2 separate regions of the Homo sapiens genome follow, and region 1 is linked to region 2. A link is a loop called in an ENCODE intact Hi-C map of the cell type or tissue named here. Cell type or tissue: endothelial cell of umbilical vein. All regions are shown on one strand.

Region 1 (8,000 bases), 390 kb after region 2:
GCTCTCATGTATTAAAAGAAAAGCTATTTACAACTGATTTGTTGCTAAATAAAATCTTGGATGAACACTTTTAATTACTAAAAAGGTAAGGTTACAATAAACACAGGAAATATAAATGAATAAAGTGTGCACAGAGTCATGCTGCTTTCAGGACTATAAATAGCACCTCCATCTCTGCTACTATTATTAGCAAGTATGAACAAAAGAAGATGTCCAGAAATAGAAAGGGGAAGAGCATCTCCATGAGCCTTGTATTCCATGGCATAGGAAATGTTTCTAGCAAGCCCGTGAATTTAGAGGGTTAATTGATTTTTAGAAAGGACATTTCCATGCTGTCAATTTGCCAAGGAAATTCTTTTACCAGCATGTTTGTAAAATTGGCAGGCTGATGTTTCCTCTAGGTGACACAAGATGTGATGAAGAATTTTATCTTTACTTCCTTACGAAAATCAGCGTTGATTGCTTGCCTTTTTGTTAACTTATTTGGTTACTATTAGTTTGCATCTACAGAGGATCAGTTAACATAGTTGAAACTGGAAGAACTAGTGCATCGTGAACAGCCCTGAACCAAAAGTCAGGTTTCAGTTTCACCTGAGCCACTAATGTGCTCTATGACTTTGGTCAAAGCATTTACATACATATATATATATATATATATATATATTCCCCTTTATATATATATATATATATATATTCCCCTTTATATATATATATATATTCCCCTTTATATATATATATATATTCCCCTTTATATATATATGCGCACACATACTGCTGTCCCTTGATATCTGTGGGGGATTGGTTTCAGGACCTTCCACAGATATTAACATCTGAGAATGTTCAAGTCTCTGGTATAAAAATGGCACAGTATTTACATATAACCTCCCATGTACTTTAAATCATCTTAAAATTATAATACCTAAGAGAGTATAAGTAGTTGTTACACTGTATTGTTTAGGGAATAATGACAAAAAAGTCTGTACATGTTTAGTACAGACACAATTTGTTTTCCCCAAATACTTTTGATCCATGGTTGAATCCACGGATGTAGAAGATACAGAATCACAGATACGTAGGCCCCACTGAAACACACACACACACACCACACACACACACATATGCACACACATCTTCTCTGAGCCACAGTTTCTTGATTAATTAATATAGCAAACATATATGGAGCGCCTCAATATGCCAGGCACATTGCTAAGCAGCAGGGATACGAAGTCGGTTAAGATACCCAGTCCTTGCTTACTAGCCTCGCACTGCTGGGAGACAGACTTTTGAACCTGTAATTAGAATGGGCAATGGGTGTATAACAGAGACGATAGCTGTTATAAGAACACAGGGCAGAGCTTTTCTGTCTGTGGAGGGGGCACCAGGGAAAACTTTGCAGAGATGGTGCCATTTGAATCAACTCAATCTTAAAGAATTCCTCTTGAATTTTTCTTCAAGACTGATTTGGATGAAAATGGCTATACTTGGTCCTCGTGAGGAATCAATGACATAATAAAAGTATGCTAAAAAGCATAAAAAACAATATAAATAGTCTATTAGTAATGAAATGATTCATGGGCATGAATATTACAGATCTAGTTCTAATTTTTGATTGCCTGTTTATTAATGTTTTTTTCTTTTTGATAATGAATTATGAGTGCAGTTATTTGAGAACTGATTGTAAGACTGTAGTTAAAAGTGGGAGAGGCCAGGCACAGTGGCTCACACCTGAAATCCTAGCACTTTGGGAGGCTGAGGTGGGAGGATTCAAGACCAACATAGCAAGACCCTGTCTTTAATCTAAAAGAAAAGAAAAAAAAAAGAAAAAAAAACAAGAAAGAGAGAAAGAAAGAAGAAAAAGGGCCGGGTGCGGTGGGTCACGTCTGTAATCCCAGCACTTTGGGAGGCCGAGGCGGGCAGATCACAAGGTCAGGAGATCGAGACCATCCTTGCTAACACAGTGAAACTCCGTCTCTACTAAAAATACAAAAAATTAGCCAGGTTTGGTGGCGGGTGCCTGTAGTCCCAGCTACTCGGGAAGCTGAGGCAGGAGAATGGCGGGAACCCAGGAGGTGGAGCCTGCAGTGAGCCGAGATCACACCACTGCACTCCAGTCTGGGCGACAGGGCGAGAGTCCATCTCAAAAAAAAAAAAAAAAAAAACACGAGAGAAACACAAATCTCAAACACTTTAATTTTTTTTTTTTAAATCACTATGGACTGGAATTAAAAAAAAAACTTCTCCAAATATGGATATATTTTCCCATAAGTAGTCATGATAGACTGAATGATTATTTTTTAAATAGTTACATTTTTAGGGGTTTACACGTGAAATTATGAAGATATGGAATTTAGTAATAATTCTTTTTAAAAACATGTATTACTTATTTATAAACTATATGTGTATTCTGGTGAAAGATTGTCCTCTAGGAAAAATAAGTCTTAGAATTATTTCTCTCCAGTAGGAATTTATTATTGTCCTATCTTCAGCCAGACAGCTCTGTGGTAATTTCATTTGGTGATCTCTTTAATAAATATTTTTTGGAGTGCCTATTTTGTGTGATGCCAAATGAAGTAAACAGTGTTTTATGTAATATGTTCCAATATATATTTTTTAGAATGAACCATTTACCAAGTATACATAAGTCAGACATTGACTGCATATCCCACTGAACATTTCCATTAATATAAGTGGAAAAAGGAAAGCCGCTTTGCAAAAAAAGGAGGCTTTTTTGCTTCAGCAATATGCAAATTAATTTGAAGCATGCCAGTAGTTTTAATATAGGTTGATTCAGAATTACCATTGTGAATAACATTCACTTCTATTACTGCTTTTGTTAAAACTAAGCGCCAAAAAAGGAAGCCTCTTTGCTTCAGCAATATGCAAATTAATTTGGAGCATGCAAATAGTTGCAGCATGCAAGTAGTTTAGAATTAGACTTTCATTAAAACTAAGTGCCACACAGAGAAGAGGTGTAAAACAGAGTAGTAATCTGTTGCGTGCACTTGAAGGGTTCTTGAAAGACGTGCATAAACCGTTACCGTTGTAGCACAAGTTGAGCAGCAAAAGCCAAAGTCGCACATCTGTGTCTTGTCGCCACCTCTCCACTTATCCACTCATGCTGGCTTTTCTCCCAGCAGCTCTTTGCCCTCCTCCTTTTAACACTGTGGGCTGAGGTGAGGATGTTCTAGTCAAGAGTCTTTACGAGCCTTATATCGCCAGGCTTTCAGAAAATGTGAAGCATGGTAGTGTGAATTTAGAAAAAATAAAAGTGTGTATAAAAGCTCTTCTGTTTTCTTTTCTTTTTTTTTTGTTAAGAAACAATAGTGTTTATTTATCATGTTTTGCTTAGAATTCCTTTGGTATTCTGTTCTCTTGATTTTAACAAGAAGCTAAACTCAATAACATCTTTTAAAAACAAAACAATTTTCGGTTGAGGGTGGGTGAGGAAGTTATATGAAGATTGAGTGGGAACCTCAACCCAAGGACATAATAGACAAGAAACAGTTTTTTTCCTCCCCTTTCTTCAGAAGTAGTCTTCCGCATGGTTTAATGTGCTAACATAACCCCGGTTCCAATATTTCAAAAGATACAGAACTTCCCAGCATGATGATAAAGTTTTCCTGTGTTCCAATAATAAAACCTCAACGTACCAGTGATTTCCAGTTCCTTTGTGGCTCAGCAACTTGTGAAGACCAACTAAGTCCTAAGTACCCAGCCTGCAGTATCAGTGTGGGAGTCGGAAACAGATGTTCACGGGACAATGCCATTTGTTGTCACTGTCGATACTATGTGGCAACTTTCCCAAATGAAATTGTTTGTGGATGGAAAAGAATGTAAGCAGTGATTCATGCCCAGGAATTTTTTTTTTTTTTTGTCTGCAGGCTAACCGTATCTTATTTGTTTTAAATCGCAGAGCATTAGTGGATTAAAAATTTTAGGTTAACTTACTATTATAGTATCTTTTTCATTTTTTGTCCTGTACTTCTAAAAGGAGTGACTAATTTAGGTAGCTTACTGAGAATAGTAAATACCTTACTTGATTTGAGAATTCAAAAGCAGCTGACATCTTTTCAGATTTAGTGTTTTAACTATTGAGTAGGTACAGAGTTGCCATTTAAATGAACAGCATGACTTGCTTAGCATTTTTGTTAATAATTTGGAGGTTTGGAGAATTCAAAATAAACATTAAGTAGAAACATATTTTTTGGTAATAGGTGGCATTGCATGATCTTGGTTTGAGATTTTCATAAATATTACAAAGGAACTTCCACTAACTCACTCACTGTTAGAGATAATAGATTAATTTGTATAAATTAAATATTAATTATAGAGAAGTTTAAAATGTACTTAAAATGAATTTGATACAACAAAGCTACTTAAAAGTTAGGTAGACCATGTCATGTGACATGTATACAAACTATCCTTTTTCAAGAAAAAACCTAACAAGCGTTTAAGGCATAATATCTACTACTTTAGTGCCGTTTTTATAAAACATAAATTTTAATCTACAAATGAAAGTCTTTTAAACATTTATTCATACCAACAGATGCCTAAGGCCAGAATTATAAAATGTTTTATGTTGTTTTAAAAACATATGTATTTCTCATAATTAGGTTTCGGCATCACAGAAAAATTATTTTAAGGGTCATACAACAAAATCTGACTTTTAAACAACAGCCAAAGGAAAGATTGGTATCACATGTAGAGGAAGAGGTCCTTAATTAAGAAGCAAATTCCGGAGTTTCAGTAACTCATTTTCACTAGCTAATGTTTAATAAATTGTATTAGGTTAGTGCAAAATTAATTGCGGTTTTTGCCATTAAAACCACAATTAGGTTGGGCTGGGTGGCTCAAGCCTGTAATCCCAGCACATTGGGAGGCCAAGGCAGGTGGATCACCTAAGGTCAGGAGTTCAAGACCAGCCTGGCCAACATAGTGAAACCTCGTCTCTGCTAAAAATACAAAAATTAGCCAGGCATGGTGGTGGGTGCCTGTAATCCCAGCTACTCGGGAGGCTGAGGCAGGAGAATCGCTTGAACCTGGGAGGCGGAGGTTGCAGTGAGCCAAGATAGTGCTACTGCACTCCAGCCTGGGTGACAGAGCAAGACTTGGTCTCAAACAGAAACAAAAACAAACAAACTGGCAATTAATTTTGCATCAACTTAGTAGTTGTGTGGTTCCGTCTTCCTCGGACTTCTTTTTCTCATTTGCAAGATGGTACGTCAGTCTGGATGACCTTTAGGGCTCTCGCAGTTTTTGATTCTAGTTTAGGGCTTTGACTTCTGTTCTCTAGCAGTCACTGTTAACATTATTTGAGTATCTGATGATAGCTTGTACTAATTTTCCCAGAAAAATGCATAAAACAGAAATTTTGCATGCAATCCCAGGGCTTCATGGACTCATTGAAGCCTAGTGATAGTCCCAGGTAAAGAAGCTAGTTAAAGAAAGTTAGTATCCTCACGTTTCTGTGAAGATTCAAGCAAGCATTTCAAATTGCTCCAAACGTGGGCATCAGAACTTTCTGATTATTAAACAAAGTTGATTGTTTTTATTTTCTAACATATCTACGTTAGAAATTTGGCATTGATACCAGCACACTTGGAGAAGGCAAAAACACATGAGTTGGTCCACTAAAGACTTCAATAGCACTTGGAAAGAGATACTCGTGTGTGTTATGTATGGCATGTCAAGGGAAGTTACCTACATCCCAGCTACCTTGCTTTAGAACAGGAAAGGAATGAACTAAGGTGCACTTGCCTGTCTCAACCAGTGAATCAAGACTGATTGTTTGTAGTTATTTTAATTTATGAAAAATTCAAAATTTAATGCTACAGAAAAGACAATGGGCCTAGGGAGGACTATGTTAAAGTCTTGTTCATTTTCTAGACCCAACAGAGAATACTTGAATGCACAGAACAACTGAGGAAAATCATACTTTAAGTAACAAATACAAACTAGAAATTAATTCTTTCATAATTAAGACTATTTCAACTATTAATTTTCTTCCAATATACCCCTCTACTTTTTTTAGCCATTTATGGGTCATTCTACATTTTCTTAAGTTCTAATATGATCTGGAGAATGTCTTGGACTTCTTTAAAGTAACTTCATGCATGTGCTCTCATTAGATCCTTTATTTACTACCTTACTTTAATGTTATACATAATACATAATAAACATGTGAAATTCATTTTAATGAATAGTGTAAGCCTCAAAAAATTTACTTAACCACTTCTTTGACCTAGCAAATTTATAAGCGATAGTAAAACTTTCCTTTTACCTTTACAATAATAGCTTTTAAGTACTCAGGCTGACAAATTCTTCATGGACTCACTTTTATGTTTTTCAATTTCTATTAATTTCTCTGTATTAAAGTTGAATTAGATGGATTTATGTTGCCTATTCCTGGCATTCATAGCAACTATAAGGCATGATCAAGAAAACAGAAATTCTAATCCTCATGTTACAGAAATGGCCCCAATTCTACTTGACAGAAATGATTTCAATTAGGGAGTCTCTGGGCTACCTTTTCTGTTTCACCAGAACAAATGTTATTGATATAAGGGGAAATCCTTGGATACCATATAACCTGCTCACTCTATGGAGCAGAGTTACTTAGAGTGCTCCGAATCCCATCTTTGATCTCTGGCGATATTTTTCTCTGTTATGTCACTGAGGTCACCTGGCTCATGTGTGACAAACTGCCTGCATAAGTCACAGTGCCAGTGGCAGAGATTTGTAACCATGCCCCTGGTCCATTGCCTTTGAATTATTTCACAGGCCCGCTGCTTTACATTTACACTCTGTCGGAAGATGAACAGGGGAAGGGAGTAAAATCAAGGGCAGGGTCTCATCCTGAAGGACAAGGGGAAACAGGTGGAAGGTTAATGGCCCTGGAGCGATTCCACAAGCCTCTCAGGCTTGATATATGGGCCTGGGGCCTAAAACGGGCATTGGCTTTCAAAGATATATTATTTCATTTGAGGAGAGACATTCTGGAGTTCCTGCATTTGTCTGCTGATAGATGATCCTCTGTCCACAATTGGTTATGGCGTGTGAGTTTTCCTTGGGCCTGCTCCCATACATAAAAATTTTGCTGAGCTCTCCAACCTTTTGCATGCCTTTAGGAATGGGACCGGTGCAAGCCCACTGGCAGGCTGTTGGATTTTTTTGCTGCTATTTTAGTAGTTCCTTTTGAACCGTGAGGCAAGTGGGGAATGAAAGACACTTCTGTTCATTCATACATGACTTGATAAGGGTGGCCTTGTTATAAAAAAAAAAAATGGTGAAAGGGATGTTAGGAATCAAACATATGTGTCATTTTGGGAAGACAGGCTCAGTCCAAAATTTAGTCATTTGGGTTTCAAAAAGTTGCTTACATAAAAGCTAGATACTATCAAATAGCTTTTGACTTTATTACTGTTTTGCACTCCCCAGGCTTTTAGCAAATGGCTTACTCTATTTTTCTTTATTATTTCCAAAAAGTTTGAGGTGATTTGGAGAAAGAAGGAGAACAGACAGTTGGAAAAAGGTGCTTTACACAGAGATCCATGATTAATTTGCCTAACAAGAACCATCAGGCAATGCTACCAAGAAATATGTCTAATGGCTCAAATGTTACAATCAAATAGAACTGGTCACTAGATTAATGGAACCAGTCACCCGAATTAACCTTGTGTGGCCTCTCAAAGTTGTACTATAGAGTCTAAGACTGCAAAAATCATTTGCCTCAGCCTCTTAATGTTCATAGACTTAATATTCATGAAAATATTTGGATTCTAATATGCTTTGATTTATAGTATTTTGAAATTTAATTATTAACTCTGGTTTGAGATATATATATATAAAATCTTTGATTTTATAGTTCCTGGTAATTGTGATACTAGCTTTGTCAGAGAGAGAATGCTTATTTTATGGCAAGCATTAAGGAAAAATGAGCTCTGTAAACTCACTATCTAAACAAAAGGCGATTTTTCTTTCCAGCTCTTTTGTGTTCCATT
Region 2 (8,000 bases):
ATAAACATCACTAATCACTTTTTATAACTTTAAAGACAATTATTCCATACTTAAAACCAATTCAAAACAAAAGAAATTCTGGTTAATTCTTATTCTCTGGAGTACTAATAAAAATGTATTTTCTACTGATTTTGTATCCAAGGACTAAATTTTAAATGCAAAATTATTAAAAGTACAAAATATACAAAAGGTTAAAGTACAAAGTACAAAATGATTAAAAGAGAAAAGGATGAAATCATACCACATACCTATTAATCATAAGAAAGCTGGAGTACCTATATTAATATCAGAGTATACTTCAAGATAAGTATTTCTGGCCAGGCGCGGTGGCTCATGCCTGTAATCCCAGCACTTTGGGAAGCTGAGGCAGGTGGATCACTTGAGGTCAGGAGTTCAAGACTATCCTGGCCAACATGGTGAAACCCTGTCTTTACTAAAAATACAAAAATTAGCCAAGAATAGTGGTGTGTGCCTGTAGTCCCAGCTCCTCGGGAGGCTGAGGCCAGAGAATTGCTTGAACCCGGAGACAGAGGTTTCAGTGAGCCGAGATTGTACCACTGCACTCCTGCCTGGGTGACAGAGCAAGACTCCATCTCAAAAAAAAAAAAAAAAAAAAAAAAAGTCAAGTATTGCCATGAATTGAAAAGAACATTTCATAATAATCAGGAGTCAATTAATCAAGAAACACTAACAATCCTAAATGTAAATAAACCTAATAATATCATGGATCTAATAAAACTTCAAAATGCACAAAGCAAAAACTAAAGAAATAAAGGAAGAAATAGACAAATCCACAATTACATTTGGAGATGCTACCTCTTATCTTTCTAGAATTGATAGAAAAACTGTCCAAAAAATCAATAATTATATTAAAGATATCAGTTGAACAATTGAACCTAGTTAACAAATGTCAGTAGTACACTACACCCAACAATGGCACAATGCATATTCTGTTCAGTAGTACATGGAGTATTCACCTACAGAAATTATATGCTGGGCCACAAGAAGTTTCAGGAATTTGGAAATATTGTAATCATACAGTGTATGTTTTATGACTAAAAAGATCAAATGAGCAATCAATAGCAAAAAGATATCTAGGAGTTTCTAAGCCTTTAGGATAATGCCATTCACTTGATTCCAAGTCTCCATACACACTATCCCCGGAAACATCAAATCACCAAATAGTGCAAATAAAACCACACAAGACTAAGAGATTAAAAAAATACCATGAATTTCAATAACCTATAAGTACACTAAAAAAAAAAATCCAACAGAGCTCTCATTACTAACTGCAAACTTTTGAGTGGACAGAGTGGGAAAAAGAACTGAAATGAAACCAAAAAATACTGTCCCATAAAGAGAAAAAGAGAAAGTCTAACACTAAATGGTAAAAACTGAACAAAGGTTTGGGACTTGGTCATTCACAACACTGTCTTTGGAAAAGGGGTTATAAAGTGATCACGATTAGAAGTGACAGTCTCAAAGAATCATTGCTTCTTGGGAAAATCAGATTAATAGTGAAAAGGTGGTACCTCTTGGAGATAGGGCAGTGCAAGGAAGTAGAAAATCTTCCCTTCCCAGCACCAGTATCATACATTAAATGCACTGCATTTCACTAAACTGACAGAAAAAGGGCTCCTGTCCTAGGACTCTGTCCACAGTGCACAGAAATAGGAAAAAAAAAATTTCATGCATAACTACTAAACATAGGAAACAGAAAATATGACCCAAAAGAATCAGCTGATGACAATTCTTCCCTAAATACAATAGTTACATAGAAGAAATGGTAATATAACAATTTGTACTAAATTATATATCCTTAAGTATTTTGGGATATAAAAAATAATTTGGAATCATAAATTCTAAAATTAAAAACAAAAAGGGACAAAGGAGAGTAGAACATAAAATTGAATAGACCACATTTAAGATAAAAATAGAATAAAACAAAATAATATTAGAAATAAAGATGAAATTATAAAGGGATAACAGATTCAAATTTAAATAGTAATGAGTATTGAATAAAAAAAGGGAAGACATCCAAGAAAACAAAACTGATATTTTTTTCTAAACAGAGAAAAAAAAATTCAGAAAGTGGTTGCAGTGTAATTCAGGTAAAGAAGAGCCAACTTAAATGTTACTGAAGAAGGAAGGAAGGAAGGAAGGAAGGAAGGAAGGAAGGAAGGAAGGAAGGAAGGAAGGAAATATTAAAAACCATAAACAAAAAAAACTTTCCAGAAATAAAAGAAAAAGTGAATCTACACATTGAAAAGTTATAGCAGATACCTAGGAAAAGGCCTAACAATAAGCATTGTATTTATTTGTAGATCTAAGACCAAAACAAGGATGAGGCTCTGAATAATGTCATATGTGAGTATGGTTTGTTCTCACAAAACAGAAAGAATGCAACTAAAAAAATATTGGCTTTCTCACTTGTATATTTATTAGATGTGAGTCAAAATACATCATTTAAAACTGACAGATCTTACAGCAAATGGTAAAAAATATAAGTAAAAAGTTAACCACTGGAACAAAAGTTCCAAATCCTAAGAATTGAAAAGAAAATTTTAAATGGCAAAGAAGACACAACAAATAATACACAATATACACAGAAGTTATATTATAACAAAAGTTGAAAATACATCAGTTGAAGTAATAAATGTGAAATTATTTAATTCATTTAATAAGAAAAATATTTTCAAGTTGGCTCATAAAGCAAAATCCAACCCTGTGCTGAATACATGATACTGTTAAGGTTCTATATATTTAAAGCAACTGTTGAAAAGACAAAGCTAAAACTAAATTCAAACAAACAATTAAATTCAACTGAACTCTATTTCAATTGAATAACAATCACATTTGAGAAAACTAATTTAAGGAAGTTTTGAACACAATATTTTGACTTTTACATTCAAAATATTCATAGTACTTTGACATTATACATACAAAAAAGACTTCAGGTCTGTTTGCAATTGTACCCAACCCCAACTCTGGGGTGTACAATTGCAAACAGACCTGAAATCTTTTTTGTAAGTTTAATATGTGAGAGTGTGTGTGTGTGTGTGTGTGTGTGTGTGTGTGTGTGTTGTCCTGGTTGTGACAATTCTAAAACTACTTCATGTGCTTTGTTTTACAATGTTGATATTGTGGGGGCGGTGGGTGGGTGGCTCTTTTACTGAGGAAGAAAGGAATATTATTTGGCAATAAAAAGGTTAATGCATGTCACGTAACACAGATGAGCATCAGATTCCATTTATATGGAATTCTGAAACAGGCAACATTAATACATGACGAAAGAAACCAGAACAGTGGTTTACTTGGGGGAGCTGGGGCAGAGGTGGTGATGGGGAGTAGGACCTTGTAATTTAAGTATAATCACAATCAGCTTTATTTATAATAATCACTTCATCACAAGGAAGCTTTTCTCAGTATCAATGCATAAATATATATAAAAACACAGTTAGCAAACTTCCAGTCTTTTCCTTCCCAGCCAGTGTGAAATTGCTTATAAAATTTCTGTTGACTTTTGCCATTTATTTACACCTACTGGCAGAATGTCCACCATGGCCAACTTGACTCTGACCATTCCTAAAGTAAAGACTGATCTAAAGGATCTGGAATAAGGTCTACCTGATATTCAAAAAGAGAAGCACAAGCCATCTGCCCTGAGTGATAAGCGGCATGACTTTTTCTTATTATGCAGCACTGTTATACTGTGCAAGAGTGTCCCATACAATGCAATTTACACAGCTGTACTGCTCTCACTGAGAAGATGCCCTTTAAAACAATGCTGTATTTTTGCTCGAAATTTTACATACTTTAAGATAAAGAATGGACTGGAAAGTAATTTCTACTAAAGAAAACTTCTATAAGAAAACATACGGTTTTTAAAAATCTATGAGACTGCATTTCAAAGTATCTTTTATTATTGGCAACTAAAAATTACTTTCTCCAATAATGGCAATCTGCAAAACAAACTGCTGTATTTTCACAGTGTCCAATCTGTTGTTTCTCTACAACTAATAACTTCTTGAATAAAAGTGCCCAGACTTTTTCCTAAAATTCAGATTTTGACACTATAATCTACATTATATTTATATAATCATCTGAATTCCAGTACCTTAATTACAATAAAACATGCACTTTTTAAAAAACATTTTGTGCTTAAAATTTCTTATTGACACAATCAACCCTTTTGTCTATTTTTAATAGTAATAATAAAATTTCCCAGTAGGTAAAAGAAACATACAAATTATGTAAAATTTATTCTAATTGTTGATTATCAATATTTGATTCTCAGAATAGTAGCAGTTTTAACACTTTTACTACAATCACAAGTGCTAGTTCATGTCAGAATAAGTAGACTAAACCTTTATCTGTGTATCTCTCAAGCACGTAAGTTAATGTCAAAAAAACAAAGATAAGATATAATACTAAGCATTTCAATTCTGTGTGGATATTTGTATATTACACAAGCTTTTACATGTCAGTGTATTTCAATCCTTTCCAACAAACTAAACAAACTAAATTTTGATATCTGGTCTTTTTTTATTTTTATTTTATTTTTTTTTAACTCCAAGCTACTGTATATTCTTTCAAATCTCTGTAAATATTCTGTATTTCTAGGTTTTTGGTCCTATTATTTTAGCAATATATAATGACATAATTCTGTATTTAAGACAATGATTTCTTCCAATGTGATTTTTTTTCCCCATATGGATAATATTCTGAAGGGCCATAATATAGCATGCCTGCCAGGGCAGGTTGAGGGGAGGAAGGAAGCATGGTTATAAACAGCACCACTGGCATATATCCACTAGGTGTCAGTCATGCAGTTAGCATCAATTTACATTCTTAATCCTGATGGTCATAAACACAAATTCTATTAAAGCTACCCCTGATTCAGTATGAACATACCACAGAGACTCCTAGAATTTTATGCAATGTGGAATAAAGTCTTGTGACTAGAAGAGCTACTGTTTTGCACTAGTGAGGACTTCAGTCATCAATGAAATGCAGGCTTTTCCGAAGTGCCATTGTTAGTTGAGGACAACTGTGTTGGGGGCAGTTGTGATGACTCTAATCAGTTTAGATTGATATGGTATCTAAATGAGAGAATGATAGGGTATCATTTCAGAGAGTTCTCTTGAAAGATTTAGCTTATGGAAACAGGGAAGCACAATGCAGAATATTTCTTATATATTTAACATTTAGAATATTTCAAAGAATACCCCCTCCCCAAATGCTGATTATATTGAGAATAAAATAGTCTTGGGGAAATTGACTTAAGAACACAAGACATCTTGGGTTGTTGCTACCAAAATCAAAAATTAGTTCTATTCTTTCAGACACCTGATGTATTCTTCTCAGTAAAACAATGTGTGAGTTTTATAGGAGAGGTTCTTAAGGATTCTTTTAGAAAAGTGTCATATAAGGTGCTTACTGTTTCTGGGAAGGCAGTATAATGACTGTCTACTCAGTTATCAGATTGTCTCAATCCAGTTCAAAGTGTTAATTGTCACCGTGGACTATGTTTGAACTCCTTGCTGTATGACTAATCCCAAGCATTAGTCACCATAATCCCAAGCATTCCACACAATTTCCAAATAAATATGGGAGGCAAAATAGAAATAAGGTTCATAAAGATCTTTAGGAAAGGCTTGGTTCCTTCAACAGTAAAATTAACGAACCAAATTAAGTGGTCTCAGATTTTCTTTCCAGCTCTGCTGTTTTGTGATTCTATGATGCAACATGTTGTTTTCCTTAAAACAATGGAAACTTTTTATGATGAGTAGTTGTAACATGTTAGTTGTTCTTAAAGATAGAAAAATGTAAATATGTGTTATCAATTACATTACTCCTCAACCCTGATCCCTGCTTTTGTGGTCTAAAAGTTTATCATTTTTCTCCCTTCTCACACCCAGTGCAAGTCAAGGATTTCTCTTCCAGAGTTATCTTTATGTTGCTTCTATTCCCATTTCTCATTTCCAATCCCAACTCATCATCCACTCCCTAGCCCTGCACTCCCACTTAAAACGAGATCGTCTTTGAAGAAATATTAATTTGGAGATTTAGTGAGATCCTACCCTACTTAAAGTCTGCTGCAGATAAAGTCACAGTCAGGCAAGGAACTATAGTTACAGGATGTTTCCAAGGCATGAGGAGCAGCATATAATACTCTCAGTACTTTTGACACCATTGTGATGATGAGATTTCATAACTGAGAATCAGATAAGCATACAATCTATATCATGCTTGTTGAGAAGATCAAAAAAGTGGAACTTGGAATTCTAAGATGTGCAGATACAACACCTGTCCTCAGAGTATCATCCAGTTTCTATGCATCCTTTTTATAAAACCTTGCATTAATTCAGCTTCTCAACAAATATTTATTGGCCAACTCTATGCCAAGCACTGTGCTGAGCCTTGGAAATGAAGCTGTGAAACAGGCAAAGGCTATCTGTTGTCAAAGGATTTAAAGTCTAGTAGAGAATAGTGATGAATTAAAGCACATAAGGTTCTAATGGGAAATAAAAATCACTGGGTTATTCTTACATAATACAGCACTAGTATGGTTACCAGTATAAATAAAACATAATGCTGTACAGAGCAGACATGTAGATTCTCCCAAGCAATGTGTCCTAAATTGCAGGATGATTTCCATGTAAATTGCAGAGCTATAGTTCCAGGGAGTCTTAGATGCATGAACTGAGACAGTTCTAAAGAATCCCTTCATTCAGTTACTACTTTAGAATTCTGGAAGCCTGTATGAACCTAAGAAATACATTGCTCAGAGATCAGATTCTAGCCCACTGTTTTCATTAATTTTATTTTTATTTCCTCAAAAACCTTATCAAAGTGTGATGCCTTTGAAATGAAAAGCTATTCCCTCCTTCCTTTATACTTTTGATGTTAGGCTCCCTCGGAAAGACTTTAAGTAGAAAACCCTTGGAAGGCCTCAAAGCCAATCCTGCTGTCACTTTGCACAACTTATAAAGGACAAACTAGCTAATAGACTACTAGAAAGGAGAAGTTTATTAAACCAAGCAATTAGCTCTTTACTTTAAAGGGATTTGATGAGACTAAATGAAGTAAAATATAAGAGGTAACTTAAGTTTTTTTGAAAGGGAAGACAAAGTGTTCAGGGCTATAGGAATAAAGGTACAAAGATTTAATGAATATTTGTCCGGTGCTTTACACTTTATAAGTGGTTTTCACTTACTTTATTGGCTCCTCACAATAGCTGTTAAATAAGCAGGGCAGATACAGAGCTTTCTGTGGTCCCTGAATATGGGTCATCAAAGTAACAATGAAACACATACCTTGCAAGTTTATATAAACCTCGCTGAGTGGTGAGGGGCGGAATGCTGTTGGGGCTGGCCAGCAAGATCTCACTACAGCACAGCGTTAGCAACCATGCACAGGCTGACAAGAATAAGGAGAGAGGAACTGCTGGGCGAGCATGACTCCCAGAAGACAGATGGAGGGGCTATTAGACACAATTAAGCCAAGTCTCAGAGAGGCTAAAATGAGGTATTTAAGACTGTATAGTCTGATGACACACCACTCATTAGTCACCCAGTTTAGTAACAGTCCTTCTAATATGCCATATTTTCTCTTAAACAGTTGTTAAAGCAAGGGACAGGGTGGTTGGTCTTCCTGGGTTGAAGGCTTACTATATGCAAGATGAATTTGAGGTACTGGGCGTACATTACCTCTGTAGTAAAGGTGTGTGGATATTAACTTTTCTTAAAATTTAAATTATATTTTCAGTGTCCTAAAGAAAAAATTCTACCATCAGCTCTCCTGGAAAGCGAGAAATTGGGTTATAAAGCAAATGTTCTACTCCTTATCCCAATTTACCTTCCATAGTCTTAAAGCCAAAACCTCAGGTACTGGTCATATCCTGGCATGAAAAATAATTAGATTGCACTTACATAAAGGAGGTTATGAACTGAGCCTTTTCAGACTCCAAAATGTTCTAGACAAAAGCAAACAAGCTA

Evidence for each region. Hi-C counts contacts between places; a loop is a spot of excess contacts. Peaks named below come from ENCODE experiments on the same cell type or tissue, not always from the same donor. Only the 100,000 strongest peaks of a DNase experiment are listed, where the experiment ranks them.
Region 1: it touches region 2 in a loop (11-fold over the local background); 3 of 110 quality-filtered maps call a loop at or near these places.

Annotation. Positions count from the first base shown.
Region 1 is chr1:200,072,598-200,080,597 of GRCh38, forward strand. All of the region lies in intron 5 of NR5A2 (nuclear receptor subfamily 5 group A member 2), which reads left to right. Among named protein-coding and RNA genes, the nearest start is that of NR5A2, 49 kb to the left of the region's middle. RefSeq lists an enhancer at 1-492. In endothelial cell of umbilical vein, no CTCF peak of the experiment used is centred here; DNase peaks (open chromatin) are centred at 294 and 3,744; H3K27ac peaks cover 3,467 bases.
Region 2 is chr1:199,680,041-199,688,040 of GRCh38, forward strand. No RefSeq gene overlaps it. Among named protein-coding and RNA genes, the nearest start is that of NR5A2, 340 kb to the right of the region's middle. In endothelial cell of umbilical vein, a CTCF peak has its summit at 4,806 (motif pointing right); DNase peaks (open chromatin) are centred at 4,831, 5,511 and 7,471; H3K27ac peaks cover 2,403 bases.